Regions from separate parts of the Mus musculus genome. Here region 2 is linked to region 1. The links are chromatin contacts, found by POLR2A ChIA-PET in ENCODE. All regions are on one chromosome and are shown on one strand. The core of a region is the stretch at or near the end of the contact, and the rest is flanking DNA. Distances in the headings are between cores, read along the strand shown.

What was found. ChIA-PET counts read pairs that join two places held with the same protein, here RNA polymerase II (POLR2A).
Region 2: POLR2A ChIA-PET joins it to region 1 with 10 read pairs in Patski. The contact joins two enhancer-like sites. POLR2A ChIA-PET finds 5 or more read pairs at or near these places in 2 of 5 experiments (Patski and embryonic stem cell).

The regions. Positions count from the first base shown.
Region 1 is chr11:96,857,315-96,865,015 of GRCm38, reverse strand. It overlaps Copz2 (coatomer protein complex, subunit zeta 2), which reads right to left. Exons shown (of 9, transcript NM_019877.2): 8 at 7,425-7,463; 9 at 3,813-4,153. The coding sequence ends at 4,106. Gm11523 (a long non-coding RNA gene) reads left to right here. Exons shown (of 4, transcript XR_880183.2): 3 at 911-1,183; 4 at 1,445-2,574. Among named protein-coding and RNA genes, the nearest start is that of Mir152, 11 kb to the right of the region's middle. Within about 2 kb of position 3,305, at least 3 of the 3 ENCODE cell types and tissues checked have a DNase peak (open chromatin) inside an H3K27ac peak, as active enhancers do.
Region 2 is chr11:96,933,958-96,941,658 of GRCm38, reverse strand. Pnpo (pyridoxine 5'-phosphate oxidase) reads left to right here. Exons shown (of 7, transcript NM_134021.2): 3 at 704-803; 4 at 1,590-1,643; 5 at 1,883-2,011; 6 at 2,334-2,404; 7 at 2,576-3,843. The coding sequence ends at 2,744. Prr15l (proline rich 15-like) reads right to left here. Exons shown (of 3, transcript NM_146026.2): 3 at 6,011-7,144. The coding sequence starts at 7,113. The coding sequence ends at 6,811. Among named protein-coding and RNA genes, the nearest start is that of Pnpo, 6.2 kb to the left of the region's middle. Within about 2 kb of position 3,723, at least 1 of the 3 ENCODE cell types and tissues checked has a DNase peak (open chromatin) inside an H3K27ac peak, as active enhancers do.

The DNA.
Region 1 (7,701 bases), core at 2,056-4,555:
GGTTCTCATCTAAGATGAAGGAGAGATTGGAAACTAGAACAGGACCATTCAAGTGATGGGAGAATATAATTTGGCAACCACTTGTTCAACTTTTTTGTTGAAAATACTTACTAAAAAGAACACACAGCCTGGCATGGTGGTGCATGCCTTTAATCCCAGCACTTGGGAGGCAGAGGAAGGAGGATTTCTGAGTTCGAGGCCAGCCTGGTCTACAGAGTGAGTTCCAGGACAGCCAGGGATACACAGAGAAATCCTGTCTCAAAAAACCAAAAAAACCAAAACCAAAACAAAAAAACAGAAAAACCAAAACCAAAACAACAACAAAACCAAACACCCCCCACAAACCAACCACACACATCTTGTGCTTTAAACCTGAATTCCCATCATACTCAGAAGAAGGTTTGAATTTTTAAAAAAGACTTATTTATGTATGTATATGAGTGCTCTTTGAATGTGGCTGCATAACAGAAGAGGACATCGTATCCTGTTATATATCTATATATAGAATATATATATATGGTCGTGAGCCACCCCGTGATTGCTGGGAATTGAGCTCAGGACCTTCAGAAGAGCAGCCAGTTCTCTTAACAGCTGAGCCATCTCTCCAGCTTGAGAGCTGATTTTTAAAGCTGCGTATACCTGGACATATGCCTTAAATCTAATCCCTTCTATGGCCTCTCCACGCCAACCCCACTGCTGTCCCTAGTTCCTCTCTGTGCCTGGCTCATCGCAGACACCTAAATATGTGAATACACTGACCCAGGTTGGGAGGAAAGTGAAGCTGAGTTGTGCACAGCAAATTATTCCCCTCGCCAGGGTTCCCATTAAAGAGCTCTACTGTACTAAGAGCTCAGAACTAATTCCTCCCCATAATCTAATAACAGTTTCTGCTTTACTTATTTTGAGACAGGCGCTGTTTTGCTATGTAGTCCAGAATAGCATCAAATTCGTGGCTCTCTTCCTGTCTCAGCCTCCAGAAAGCACATCGCTTCACAGTGTGTTTCAAAGAGGTTGAGGGCAAAGAAACTCGGACCTTTGGGCAGGCTGCTCTGCCCATTTCTCTCTCCAGGCCTGGCTGGCTCTACCAATGTTTGAGGCCCTGAGAAGAGCACGGGTGTCGCCTCCCACTCCTCCTGACAGCCGACAATGATCCAGTCACAGGGAGCCATCCATCAGTGTCGGGGTGAGAACCAATCCCACATGCCCTGCCTTTCTTGCCAGCCAATTGGAGGAAAGCAGGAGGAGCGTGCCTCTGTGTGTGTGTGTGTGTGTGTGTGTGTGTGTGTGTGTGTGTGTGTGTGTGTGTGTGGTGTGTGTTGTGTCTGGCACGTCCCTGTAATAAGTTAACAAGTTCTTGAGTTTGTATTTCCTCCTGTGCCCTCGGGCTGGGTGAGCCCACATTCCTGAGGTCTTGATTTCTGATCCGGTTCTTACTCTGTTGCAGGGAAAAGAGTGGCCCTAAGGATCCTTTCCCGCACACTCTTCGAAGCTGCTGGGTGCGATGGGCAAGACAAGGAAGGATGCCAGGGGTGGGCAGACTCGGGAAGGCAAGCCCTGGCTCAGAACTGCGGACGCCCTTCCCGAAATCCCTCAGGCTCCGGCCAGTGGCCACGATGATGAGGCTCTCATCTCGGAAAAGCTGGTGCAGCGGCCAGGGCTCCGGGCTGTCAGCCAGGCCTGCTGTCTAGGCGGCTCCACCTGGATGCAGAAAGCGAGGGGGGCAGGGAGACGCAATAGCCAGAAGACTGGACCTGCAGACTTGGGGTCATCACCACTATGGGAGCTCAGCTCAACGCAACCCCCCAGTCGCTGCTTTGCTAATCCCTCCCTATGGGATCAGGGTAGTAGCCTTTAGCCATAGCAAGTCAAGGAACACTTTCTTGTTACCTTTAACCATCTGTAGCCTAGGCTGGTCTCAAACACAGTAAATAGTTAGAAAATGACTTTCAACTTCTGATTCTCCAGCCTCCACCTCTCAAGAGACGAGATTATAGGCTTGTGTGTTCCACACCCTGTGAGGACCAAGTGCGAGTAAGGAATTCAGATATTGTAGTATAATGAGGAGTTTTCTATCCCCTATCGAGCGGAAGCTGCGATATACTTGTATATTCGAAACTTTCAGGGTCTCGGTGTATCCCTTAATAGAATGTGGACAGTATCGTGTAGTTCAGAGAGTTGTGTGAGCCAGCCTTCCTGGAGCTCCTAGCTTCTGCCTGATGCTTCCCATTCCCGTCCTCGCACAACTGAAATTGCAGGACCAAGTCAGGTCAGGCCGGGTTGCCAGGAGGCAGTTTACTCCTCCGGGCCTTGGCTCCATCCATGGTGGAGCCAAGTGCTACGGGTGGCTGAATATTTGAGAAATAATCCAAAGAATGTCTTTTCCGTCACCACACTGGCCCCTGAACTGCACAATTTTATTGTGCCACCTTCCCCCTCTCTCAGGATTGCCTTTTTGCAACTCTGGGCTGTGTGCACAGCGACTCTAGAAAGACACTATAGTAAGCGTTTACAATGAGTAGATAATCATCCCCGTATCTTCGTAGAGTTCTCTAATTACAGACGTAGTCAAATTCAGTATAAATATCTGTTTTGTTTTGTTTTGTTTTGTTTTGTTTTGAGATAGTGTCTCACGCAACCTAGGCTGATCTCCCACACTCACGGCCTGGAAATGACAACCACCGGGACAGGCTTTTATTAAGATCCAAGGCTCACCACTATTTTTATTACGGCGGCTGCCAAAAAGCTCTGCGTTGGGAGAGAAGTCGCGGGAAGTCACGCGTGATGGTTGCCAGGGCAACGCACTGGCTCTGGTGTCAGAGATCAGTGAGAAACACCGGGAGGAGGGTCGGTTCCACCTCAGGGGCGGAGTTATCGAGGCCCAGGACCCTGAGGTGTGCCCGTAGTACCTCCAGGTGGCGCTCTAGGACCACGGATGTGGTGAGGGGGCGGAGCTTCCTGCTGCGCGATGCTCCTGTGAGAGGCGGGGCCGGGGCGGAGCGTGGGAGCCGCTGAAAACCTCCAGGGATCCAAGAAGATGACACCCCACGCTGCCAAAGAAGAGTCCGCGGCGTGGAGACGCCGAAAGCGTATGGGTCACAGGAAAAACCGAGAGAAAGTTCAGAGATTGGGACTAGGGTAGGAAGGGGGTTCGGGATGCTCAGAAAGTTTATTCATCTCCATCCTTGAGATGTGTCGCCGTGAATCTCCTTCCGTCTGTCGCCTCTCTAGACACCCCTGTCCGTCCCTCCCCCGACCCCCGTCCTTCGCCTCCTCGTAGGTACACGGATGCTCTACACACACGCGCAGTGGCCACCACTCGGTGCCTTCTCGCCCCCAGATAGAGACAGCAAATTATAGAGCTCTACTGCCCAGGATCTATGCCAAGATAAGAATTCCGCGGTCCCAGGCGCGCCAAGAAAAATAGCCAAACAGTTCCTGGGTTTGTCAGAGTAAGCCTGACTCCCTTCCTTTCTGGAGCCTAGAATGGAAAAAACGACTCAAGGAATCCCTAGCGGAGCCTCCCTGTGGGTACTGCACAGACAAAATGGAGAAGCCATCTTCACTCTCCTTTTCCTGGAAGAATATTATTCCTGTTACTATGACTCTTACCATGCCACACCGTCGTGTTTAACCGCTCAACTACTCATGCAACACCAGGGTATCAGTGTTGCACCCCTCGTGTTAAACACAACCCTTTCCCTTGACCCACTCTGACCTCATTCACAGGTGTAGTGTACACGCGCACGTACACCACACACACACACACACACACACACACACACACACACACTTCAAAGTCAAGAAAGGAGGTCTTTGGGGGGGAAAAATGTAAGTTTATTAAGGCCTAGGACTGAGGATGTCAGAGGTCCGAGGGGAGGCAACTTTGCTGGTTCCCATGGCCCCAAGGCCAGGTTAGGATGCTGAGTAGGGGTGAGGGAGCTGGGGTCAAGCTTTTGCGTCTCAGAATCCCTGGCAGGAGACCTCAGGGATCAGTTCTGAGAGAGGCCTGAGAAGGCAGAGTGGTCTCTCTTGCGTCTTGAGATCTTGGGGCTTACGCGGGGACTGGCAAAAGTTCTCTGGGGAAGGAGCCTTGATTCCAAGGTCTTCATTTCAATAGCGACCATTTAATCTGTTCCTTGGCTGACTGAAGAACCTGAAGTGAGAGTAGGAGGTTGGGAGAAATATTTGAGAATGTCAGTGATTGGAGGTCGACAAGGGCGCCTCTCCAGCCCTGGCCACTAGATGGCAGCAGCTTGCCTCTTCTTTAATGAGATGAGGTTTTGGAGGCTAGGGCAGGTCCAGAGGGCTGCAACCCAGCTGGCTGCCTCCCAAGCCTGTCCAACTGTGGGTGAGGCGGTAGCCCCTGCCTCCCCTAAGCCATATCAGGCCACAGTAATAGTGCCTCCTCACCGCGCCATCAGGCAGGCAGAGACTGGGCCCAGGCTCAACCACGCCTGTGCTCAGACACTTGACACCGTAATAAACTTGTGATGCTGGTTTTGATGGGGTGTGTTCTCAGCACCCCATCCCATTTGCTGATGTGACAAAGCTGTCAGGTGTGTGTATGTGTGTGTGCTCCTACTACCAAGAAAAAACATCTCAGTCCAGTGTGTGCCCGTATCTGTGCCAATGTGCACACGTGATGCCAACACATGAGGGGGGACTCGGGATACTCAGACTGTCTCTCTGGGCATAAAGCCTCCTCCAAAATGTCCACCCCGCACTGTGTATGTCCTCCTCTCTTGGAATCTCCCTCTTTGCTGGGGACAGTGAAGTTCTTGAATCTCTGCTAAGGAACCTCTCTCTCTCCACGTTTCATTTTGTGTCCCTATAACTTTTGTGTTTCTTTAAGATTTCCACTAATCCTCATGTGTGGTGCCTATAATTTCAGGCCCTGGGAATATGAGGCAGGAGAGATAAGGGCTTCAAGGCCAGCCTGGGCTACATAACAAGGCCCTACCAGTCTTTATTTGTTGCTTGCTCATTTAGAAAGAGAGGAATTGTTTCCTGAGGATGTACAACTTAATTTTCCAGGTTTGGCAGCATGGCCAATCATGTAATTAATATAACTCTACCAGGTAAATTCTATTCTAGAGCCCTAGAGGTGCTGAGTAACTTGCCATTCAGTTTTTGTTGGCAAAGTAAAAGCTTAGGATGACTCAAATGAATACTAGGGGGTGGGAGTAGCAGTAGTGGTTTGGTTTTGTTTTGGTTTTGGTTTTGGTTTTTCGAGACAGGGTTTCTCTGTGTAGCCTTGGCTGTCCTGGAACTCGCTCTGTAGCCCAGGCTGGCCTCGAACTTAGAAATTCACCTGCCTCTGCCTCTCGAGTGCTGGAATTAAAGTGTTCTACCACTGTCTGGCTTGTGTTTGGTTTTGAAACAGTCTCGTTCTTTGATGCCCCAGCCTCCAAACTGGAAGCGCTGCATCAGGAGCATGCACTGCCCCACCATGCGGTGAAGTGCCTGGAGCCACACCCAGGGCTTCGCCTCCCATTCCAGCTGTGTTCTCTCTCTCTCTCTCTCTCTCTCTCTCTCTCTCTCTCTCTCTCTCTCTCTCTCTCTCTTTTTCCCGAGACAGGGTTTCTGTGTAGCCCTGGCTGTCCTGGAACTCACTCTGTAGACCAGGCTGGCCTAGAACTCAGAAATCCGCCTGCCTCTGCCTCCCGAGTGCTGGGATTAAAGGCGTGCGCCACCCCGCCCGGCTTGTATTCTTCTCTTTTAACTTTGTATGTGCATAGGTGTTTTGTCTGTCTGTATGTCTGCTTACCACATGTGTGCCTGGTGCCTGCAGAAGACACCAGTATTCCCTAGAACTAGTGTTACAAATGGTTGTGAGCCACCATGTGTATGCTTGGAATTGAACCCGGGTCCTCTGCAAGAGCAGTGAGTGCTCGTAACCACTGAGCCATGCAGTTAGCCCTCCCCAGCTGTTCTTCTCTTCTCTGCTCATCAACACTCCCCTTATAGAATGTTTAATATGGGGCTGGAGAGGTGGCTCAGTGGTTAAGAGCACTGGCTGCTCTTCCAGAGGTCCTGAGTTCAATTCCCAGCAACCACATGGCGGCTCACAACCATCTGTAATAGGATCTGATGCTTCTGGTGTGTCTGAAGACAGCTTCAGTGTACTCATATAAATAAAATAAATGAATATTTTAAAAAAAATAATGTTTAATATGTATTTCATGTATTTACTTTTGTGTGTTTATGTGGAGGTCAGCAAACACTTTTAGGGGGTCAGCTCTCTTATCTCGGTCAGACTCAGCCCATCAGGCTCGGAGGCAGGTGCCTCTACTTGCTGAGACATCTCAATGGACCGCTTATTACTGTTGCTTTAAGACAAGCTCTCATGTAGATCACTCTGGCTTCAAACTTGTTATGACTTTGAACTATTAATCCTCCTGTACACCTCCCAAGTGCTGAGATTACAGGTGTGCATCACCATGCCCAGGTTGGTTTATTTTATGCTATTTGATTTTACATAAAGTCTCCTGCTACATCCCTGCCTACACAGAAACTCACAGTGTAGCTCAGGCTGCCCTTGAACCTGAAATCATGTGGCCTCAACCTCCCAAGTGCTGAGACTGAAGGCGTGAGCCACTACTCCTGGCTCTTCTCAATCTACTTCCACTCTGAAAGCCAGCACGCAGCCACATTCTTTTCCAGCAGAACATGAGGAAACATGGGGGGCCACAGGGCAGGTGGGGTGCTGAGGACAGCGTAGGGAAGTGGGTCTCACATCTGGTGTTCCCCACTGATGACAAAGGCCCATCTCTGCAGGGCTACCATGTTAGGACTAGCTTATGCCAGGGAAGAAAACTTCTTAGAAACGGAGTAAGTCTGACAGAGCATAGGAGGTCAAACCATTAGGCTTGACTGTCAGGAAGTCTGTGAAGCTGGGGAATCAATCTGCTAACAGTAACCAGGACGGACGGACGGACACACACACACTCACACACACACACACTGCGCCGCTGTATTCTGCATGCATCTCAAGGCTGTGCAGCCGTGTGGTCGGCTTCTTTTCAACAGCCAAGCTACCAAGGGCAGATGTGATGAGTTCGGATCTTATGATAAGGTGATAAGGCCCTTAACTATCCCAGCATGGCCCCACATGGATTACCCGTCCAGGTTGGAGGGAATATGAGGGATCTGAGCCTCCACGTTGCCTTGGGTAACAAGTAACCTGGCATCACCAGGGTAGCTCGTTTAGGGTAGGAGATGAGGTGAGCAGGCGGGAATTTGCCCACCCATCTCTCACTGCCCAGTTGCCAAGAGCTCAGCAGCCTCCAATGGCTGGCTCTGAGTCACCAGTTCATCCCTTGCCCCACACCTCTGGTTTCCTAACTCTGACTCTCTCCCCTGGGGCACTGGGCTCTCCCTGACCTTTAGCCTGTTTCTGGCCAAAGCAGATGCATGAGGCTTACCTGGGCCACACTCTGTTCTGTTAGGCCACTGTCATCAGTCTGCGGGAAAGGAGAATCACAAAGTCAAGTCAGAGCAGAAAGGAGCTGTTGAACTAGAGACGTGACCTTGCCTTGCAGGGCGAGGGTGTGGTAGTTAACATGATCCAGAACTGCACGGTTATCGCTGCCTAGTAGACAGAGGTCCTGCAGCCTGTCATTTGGAAGCCAGGACCCCCCACCCCCACCCATCCTCCATTGCTGGGAATTAAACCCAGGGTCTCACATGCTAGCTAAGTGT
Region 2 (7,701 bases), core at 2,474-4,973, 76 kb before region 1:
CGTCCACCATTGCTTCTCTGCGTGATGCATTAGTTCAGTGTGTTGGCGGTCCAGTCTCTCCCAGCAGTGCACGGTTTTCATCAATGTCGGAGCAAAGTACTATAGGCAACAGGGGTTTACTGTTTATACTTCTGGAGGCTAGAAGTCTGAGAGCAAGTGGTTGTCAGGGGCGGTGTCTGGTGATGCCTCTGAAGCTAGCCACCCCCTTACCGTGTCTTCATGTGACCTTTGAGAGAGCCCCCACTCTGTCTTGTCTCTCTTTCTCTCTCTTCTTACAAAGACACCAGTCTTACTGGATTCGAGAGAGTCCTACCCCATGGACTACATTTAATCTTAATTGCCTTCCTAAAACCTCTTATCTTCCAAAAACAGTCACACGGTGGTTAGGGCAGTGTGCCATACATCCCTTAAGGGGGGTACTGATTGAGCCACAAAGAGCCCCCAGACAGTGGAATCACACTTATACCTCCTGGACAGGTTCCTAAGGGCACTGTTTGATGGCATCGGAGCCCACAACTTGACTCTCTGCCGTCTTTCTCTTTCAGTTTATGTCTATGCATTTGTCTATATGATTTACACCATTGACATTTGCCTCCATAAGGGGGGCATGGCTGGGGCGTGGCTGGGCATGGCTAGAGGGGTTGCTCCGGGGTGAGAACAGTGGGTTGGGTTCTGACCTGGTGCTCTGCTGTGTGCCCCCTAGAGACGGAAAACCCTCTGCCCGGATGCTGCTGCTGAAGGGCTTTGGCAAAGACGGCTTCCGCTTCTTCACTAACTACGAGAGCCGGAAGGGAAAAGAGCTGGTGAGGGTCAGGGTGAATCCTTCCAGGACGGACAGGGCTAGCCTAAGCCCTGGCTTACACCACCCCTGCTCGGGCTCCCTCCTGCTTCCAGGCCTGGGCACTGTGAATGAATAAGCCACACCCACCTCCACATCTGCTACTCAGCAGCACCCGTTCCTTCTGGTCTCATCCACCTGGTAACCTACATATACACATATATATGTATATATGTAATTTTTTTGCTTCTGGCCATGCATTTGTTTATATGATCACATGATTGACACTTGTCTCCCCTGCTACACTGTAAGCTCTGTGGAGCAAAGGTTGCCACTTTTATTTCATCTGTTTTGTTCCCAGCACCTGTTCTAAGGTACACAGGAGTTGGCATTTCATATGCATTTGTTAAGCCAGTCGGAGTGCATGTCACATTGACTGTCAAAACTCCCTGAGTGAGCTGGGTGTGGTAGTTCACACCTCTCCAGTATTCAGGAAGCTGAGGCAGGAGGATTAGCACAAATGAGCACAGAATGGGACCCTGTGTCAAAAACAAGAACAGAAATATTCAAAACTACAACGATGGTGATTGGAATGGCCGAGCCTCTAACTGGAGTTAACCTGGCTCACACCCAGCTCTACCCCTGAGGGCCTGTCTTCAGCTATGCCACCGGAGGCTCACCTTTGAGAGTTTAAATGCGATGTAACCGTGAATGCACCTGTTGATGGTATCCTACTCCATCTTCTGCCTTCCCCCTACATGCAGGAAGTACCGATTTCCTGTTTCGATAGTACCTTTTCTCTTCTTTCCAGGATTCTAATCCCTTTGCCTCTCTTGTCTTCTACTGGGAGCCCCTGAACCGTCAGGTGAGTGGTCGTCCCCACAACCACTTCTGGTGGGCTGGGTGAGCAGGGGTGAATTTATAAATGAATGTAGGAATCATGTTCTGCCTGGGCCTGGCCACTCTGCCTTTCACACCCAGCTCTCAGTCTAGATGGGCCTGGGAGTGTTGGGGCAGCTGATGGAACAGGGAAAAACTGGGCCTGGGCTAGCAGAAAGGTTTAGTAGTGTCAAGCATCACCTAGCCAGGTTCATCCACCAACAGGTGCGTGTGGAAGGCCCTGTGAAGAAACTCCCAGAGAAGGAGGCCGAGAACTACTTCCATTCCCGCCCCAAGAGCAGCCAGATTGGGGCTGTGGTCAGTCGCCAGAGTTCTGTGATCCCTGACCGGGAGGTAAGTAGGACCTCTGTATAATCCTCTTCATGAGCCAGGCCCTGAGTTCATCCCCAGAGGCTGTCTCCAGGAGATGCCAGGGTCTTGTCAAACTAGCAGAAAAGGATGATGTCCCTAGGAGAGAAGAGCAGGGGATGATGGGAAACGGACCTCCTCTCTCTGGCTCTCCTCTTGACCAGTGCCGTGGGGGTGGGGGGGGTCTACTTCCCTCACCTCTGTCCCCAACACCTGGCCTGGCTCCTGCCCCAGAGCCTAGGTTTGTAAGTCCTTAAGTGCATCATTTCCTGTGCCCGGCTCTTCCTCTGTCTTCTTCTTTAAATAGTACCTGAGAAAGAAAAATGAGGAACTGGGGCAGCTCTACCAGGACCAAGAGGTACCCAAGCCAGAATACTGGTAAGCGATACCTATGCTTGCAGGCCATTCAGAAAGGGACCCTGGGGCCCTGTCTGTGAAATCATGGATAGCCTTCTCTGAGAAGCCCTCAGCTGCATCCCAGGAACGTCTTGCAAAAGAGCTTGGGATGAGAGAGAGGTGGGAGCAGTAAACCTCTGCTTCTTCCCGCAGGGGTGGCTACATCCTGTACCCCCAAGTGATGGAGTTTTGGCAAGGCCAAACCAACCGCCTCCATGACCGTATTGTCTTCCGCCGAGGCCTGGCAACAGGAGACTCCCCTTTGGGACCCATGACCCACCACGGGGAGGAAGACTGGGTGTATGAGAGACTTGCACCTTAACACTGGACCCAAGAATGTTGGGGAATCACCAGGGGGCAGAGAGTGGGGAAAAGCAGTTATGGGAATAAGGGAATGGAAGCCCGGTCTACCTTCTCTGTGTGTGGCGCTGGGTTTAAACCTTGCTCAGGCTCGGCAACTCTGTACCACTGAGTGAGAGTCCCAGCATTTCTCTCTCTTTACCTTTTATTTTAAGACTAAGTTGCTGGCCCCTGAGCTGTTTGGAGAAGTGCCTGATTGGCTCCAGGAGCTGCCGTGGGGGGCCCTGTCTCTGCTTCCCCTAGGTTAGCCCTGAACTCACTGTGTTTATATCCCAGGCAAGCGTTGGCCTTGAGTTCCTCTTGCCTCAGTCCCTGGAGTAGTTGATTCTTGGCTTGTGCCACCAGGCCCAGCTCCAGTTCTTGTTTTTAAGCTAAGCCATTTCCTTTCTTAGCCCTTCTACCTACGTCTCTCCGGGACTCACCCTCCAAGTTCTCTGAACTCCGAATCAGTTAGTGGCTGGAACAAAGTGCCGTAGGGTTGTAGAGAATCACAAATAGCAAAGGATCTCCTAAGTGTTCCCTTGACTTTGCTCCTGGGTTTGGGGGAAGCCTGGCTTGGGAGCTGTTTCCAGTAATAAATTAATCAGGCTGCAGATAGACAAAAGGCTTCCCAGCCATGGAAAGGAGCCAGCCCAGGCCATGTTTGCTGTGACTCAGACAAATCATTATATGTTCTGGTTGGCCTTGAACTTATCACCCTGGACACACTTGCCTTGTTTTGACTTTGTGGCTGTGTGCTTCAGCCTCTGTCACTAACAAAGGCTCCTCCCGAGGCAACCTTGTCCTGTGTTGATCCCCCACTTCAGCCTGGGTCCAGGAAGGACATTGACCCTGTGGCCATCGGCCAGGTACCTTTACCTACCTCACCCCTTTTGCTGATGTGCCATGGACTGTGACTTTATTAGTATAAGCCGATGAGTTGTTGAGAAGTGTTATACCCCATGGCTGTTAGGGGGTTGTGTGTGCTCCCTCCCCCGGGCTTTAGTGTGATCCCAACTGTCAGTGCCAGTGCACAAGGGTGTAATAAAAACTTGTCAGCCGTGTGTGATATTAATGTTTAACTTGATTCCATTTTGTCTGCCCCAGTGAGGCACCTCAGCAGACAGGACAGTTAGGGAATGGATTTACAGGACTTTTCTGCTTGGGTCCAGCAGGGGGAGCCCAGTGGCTAGGGTTGGCCTTTACTGGGCAGTGGAGGCCAGTATCGGGCAGCCTCCCTGCCTCCCCCTTTCTCTGCTTGGGTTGCTTCCCAGTGAAACTGTGGTTGATAACCAGAGCCTCTCCCGTCTCCTGCACATATTTACCCTCTCGGTTCTTCCTCCTAGCGGCTCCTGAAAGTGTGCAGCTGCCTTGCTTGGGACTCCCTGGGGCAGCTCAATCTCTCTAGCCATCCAGGCCTCCAGTTTTGGGGGGACATGCACTGTCTCCCTGAAAGATTCCTGTAGAGATCTTTCTGGGACTGTGGTGGTACATGTAAAAAGCTTAGAGACCAGGGAGCCCATGAAAGGAAGTGTCTGGGCTACAGCTCAGCAGTAGAGTAAGATGGAAGTCAAGTGGTATGGATCACGCCTGTAATCCCAACACTTGGAAGGCAGGATTGGGACGATTGTAGTGAGTTTGAGGTCAGCCTGGGCTACATAGTGAGTTCCAAGCCAGCCTGGGCTGCAGTGTGAGCTCCTGTCTCAAAAAAATCAAAGAACAAATGAATCTGTGCCCAGTATCTATCTTCACTCCCTACCTGGGGTTAAGTAATCTTGGGATGGGCTTTTGTGAAAGGGACCCACAGTGTGGGTCCTAGAGGACACCCAGCCCCTGGGCTAACCAGTTGGCTTTCTCCCATTGGTTCCAGAGCCTGCACATTCCCCTTGGTGACTGTCACCTCCCAGTAGCCTACAACATAAACAATTTCCTGTCTCATCCCAGTCCCATTCTACAGAAGATAACTGATTGTTCCTGCCCATGCCACACCAACAGACCACAAGAGACATTCAAGAATAGAAGGTGCTGGGGTGGGCAGGGCAGGGCATTGTGGTTTATACAGACAGATGAGCTAAACAGAGTTAGCCAAGCGCCTGATATGTCTGACCCTGGCAGACCAGAAGAGAAGATGGCGCTGTCAGCAGTACCTGCCTCAGTGATGGGGGCTGGGGGACTAGAAAGTCTCTCTGTTAGAAATAGTGTATGTGGTATGGTAGCTAACAGCAAGGCTGTAAGATTGAGGGATGCCTCAACTCCTTTGGGGAGACTTTATGAACGGAATGACTAGTGAGATCTAGAAAGTTCTGGGGAGAAGGAAGGGATGAAAAGGCCGAGGTAAAGGCAGGGCGCTGAGCCTACTTTCTCTTCAGCCCCTGCTCTGCCTCCCTTATCCCCTGAGTTCCCCTGGCCTGGGTGAGGCACTTAACAAAGGTCTCCTTGTGTAGGTGTGTTTGTTTTGGCAATAAACTTCCTCAGCAACAGCTCCCTAGGGTGGGGTGTCCCAGCACACTCTGAGGAGCTGACCCAAAGGCTGCTGGACCACAGCAGAGTAGCCACCTTGCTCTTTCCCTGGTCCCAACATGAGCTCTAAAGATTTGGATGACTGAGGGTTTTTTTGGTTTGGTTTGGTTTGGTTTGGTTTTCTTTCCAGTTCTCAGGTCCTGTGGCTTAAGCAAGAAGGAGATTTAACATTACAGGGTGAGAACTCTTCCCTGGTCCTTAAACTAAAGCACTCGTGATGGGGGCATCCTGTAAGAAAAGGTCTACAGCCCCGAGGAGCTCTGGGCGTGTTTCTTGAGGTAGGGCCTTGCTGTATAACCCAGGCCAACCTTTGAACCTGCAATCCTGTCTCACTCAGCAAAGAGCCGAGGTTCCAGGGATTTGCTCTCAGACCTGACTTCAGAGACATCTCTCTTTGAAACGTTACCAAACTCATCAAGGTGGCACCAGAATTTAAATCGTGGTCCCAAACTGAACCACTGAGAATGTTGGAGACTTTGGGTCTGTGACCAAAGGTCTGCCCCAACTCTTAGAGCCCCCCTTGGCCTCTCTGTTGTCCAGGGGTCATCTTTCGCCTTCCTTTCTCCCTTGCCGTTAGAAGCCTTGTTTGATGATGGCGTTACTGACACAGCCCAACACTGTCACACGTAGGGGCTCCTTCCTGAAGTTTGAAGGGCCCAAAGGTCCACTTCACTCGTGGGAACCATCTACCTGCATTCGTGTGAGGCAAGTGTATAAATAAGACCGTGGTTTCTGCAGCCTTGTTTATTCCTAAGTAAAACCTACTTTTCCAACAAAATCCAAGGCTCCAGGATTCACTCCTGGTGCTCATCTGTCTTAAATACTATCAGGGAAGGAGTCGGGAGAAACCCGCATCCACTCCTCCAGTTTGGACCCTTGGGCCGGTCAGGGAGGCCTCTCTTTGGGGTTATGTAATTCAGCACCCACACAAGTGGTGGTCAAGGTCAGGAGTATTTCTGGGCTAGCCTTCAGTAGCACCCCGGGGAGTACGCGTGTCCCTTGCCCCTCCACTCCTGGGAGCAAAGTTCCAGGAAGTTTACTCCTTGAATTAAGAGGCGATCTCAAGCTTAAGAACTCCGCCTCTGGCACCAAGGAAACCACGGTCACGTGACTTCCGGAAACATTGCTCTCCCTGGATTGGCCCAGGCAACAGTCACACGGTAGAGAAAGTAGAGGATGCAGCGAATCAAATTCACCCTTCTCCCTGTTGCCTGGGGAGAGGGTGGAGTCCGTCCTGCTCTCTGTCTATTCTCTGCTGTGCCACCTCCCTGTGAGGCAAGCCACTGTGTCAAGGACAGCAGCACTTCTAGGTCACAGTTTTCACGCTGGACCAGAGTATGTGATCATAGGAGGAGGAGGCTCTTCGTAAAGCTGGGGCACATAAATACAAACCTAAGAACCGGGTGTTCCTGCCAGCAGGGATCAACCGCCAAGTGGCTGTGACCAAAGAGGCCAGCGTGGCAAGCTCCTGCCTCGGACCCCACCAGTGGCAGGGAGCAGGGCAGCGCTATGGTTCTCTTCGGCCGCTTTCATTGTCCTTTGTTCTCTCTGTCATCAAAGAGGTTGGGGTTCTCTGCCAACATGGCCCGAACTTTTTTCTTCTCTTTGAAGCGGCCTGAGTTGGAGACCTTGACATGCTTGCCTTTAGTGTTCTTATCCACAATCTTTTCCAGACGGCTGTTAAAGTCGCTGTGAGGGTCTCCTGCGTCAGGTCCTGGGGGCTCTGCACCTCCCTCTGTTTGGGCGTAGGTGTCCGGGATTTCGTAGAGCACTTTGGGAGTGGATTTTTTTTTCCGGAGGAAGGTCAGCTTCCACCAACCAACTTCAGTCATGGCGGTCCCTAAACCCAGGCAGAGCTTTCTGCTGGACCAAATGGAAGACACAAAGTCAGTGGGTGAAACTGGGCCAGCCCTATCTAGGCTCCTTCATAGAGACAGAGGCAAGTGCACTGGTTAACGCCTATAATCCCAGCCCAGTGGCTGAGCTGGGAGGGCTGTGAATTGGAGGCCAGCCTGGGCTACATAGTGAGGGCCTGTCTACAAACAAACAAAAAAGAAAAGAAAGTATTGAAGGTAGGACTGAAGGGCTGGAAAAAGAGCCCCCAAAGCAGCCATTAACAGGAAAGACACGACACGGAACCAGGCAGAGGGACAGTGAGACAACCCTACTCCATTGCCTTACAAAGCTGCAGAGAGCGAGCTTTGAGGTCCTTCCTTCCAAGCTGTAAACTAGGGAAACCCCTACCTAACCACACATATCCTGGTCTTTGCCACCATGACCAAGTCCTTCCCACCACTGCCCAGTGTTGGCAGACCGTTGACAGGTCACACCAGCAGAAGCACATGACAGAATGAAATAGAGTTTGTGATAGTTCCAGCCACTTGTCACTCCCAGCAGTGATGAGGAGAGGGCTGCTGCTG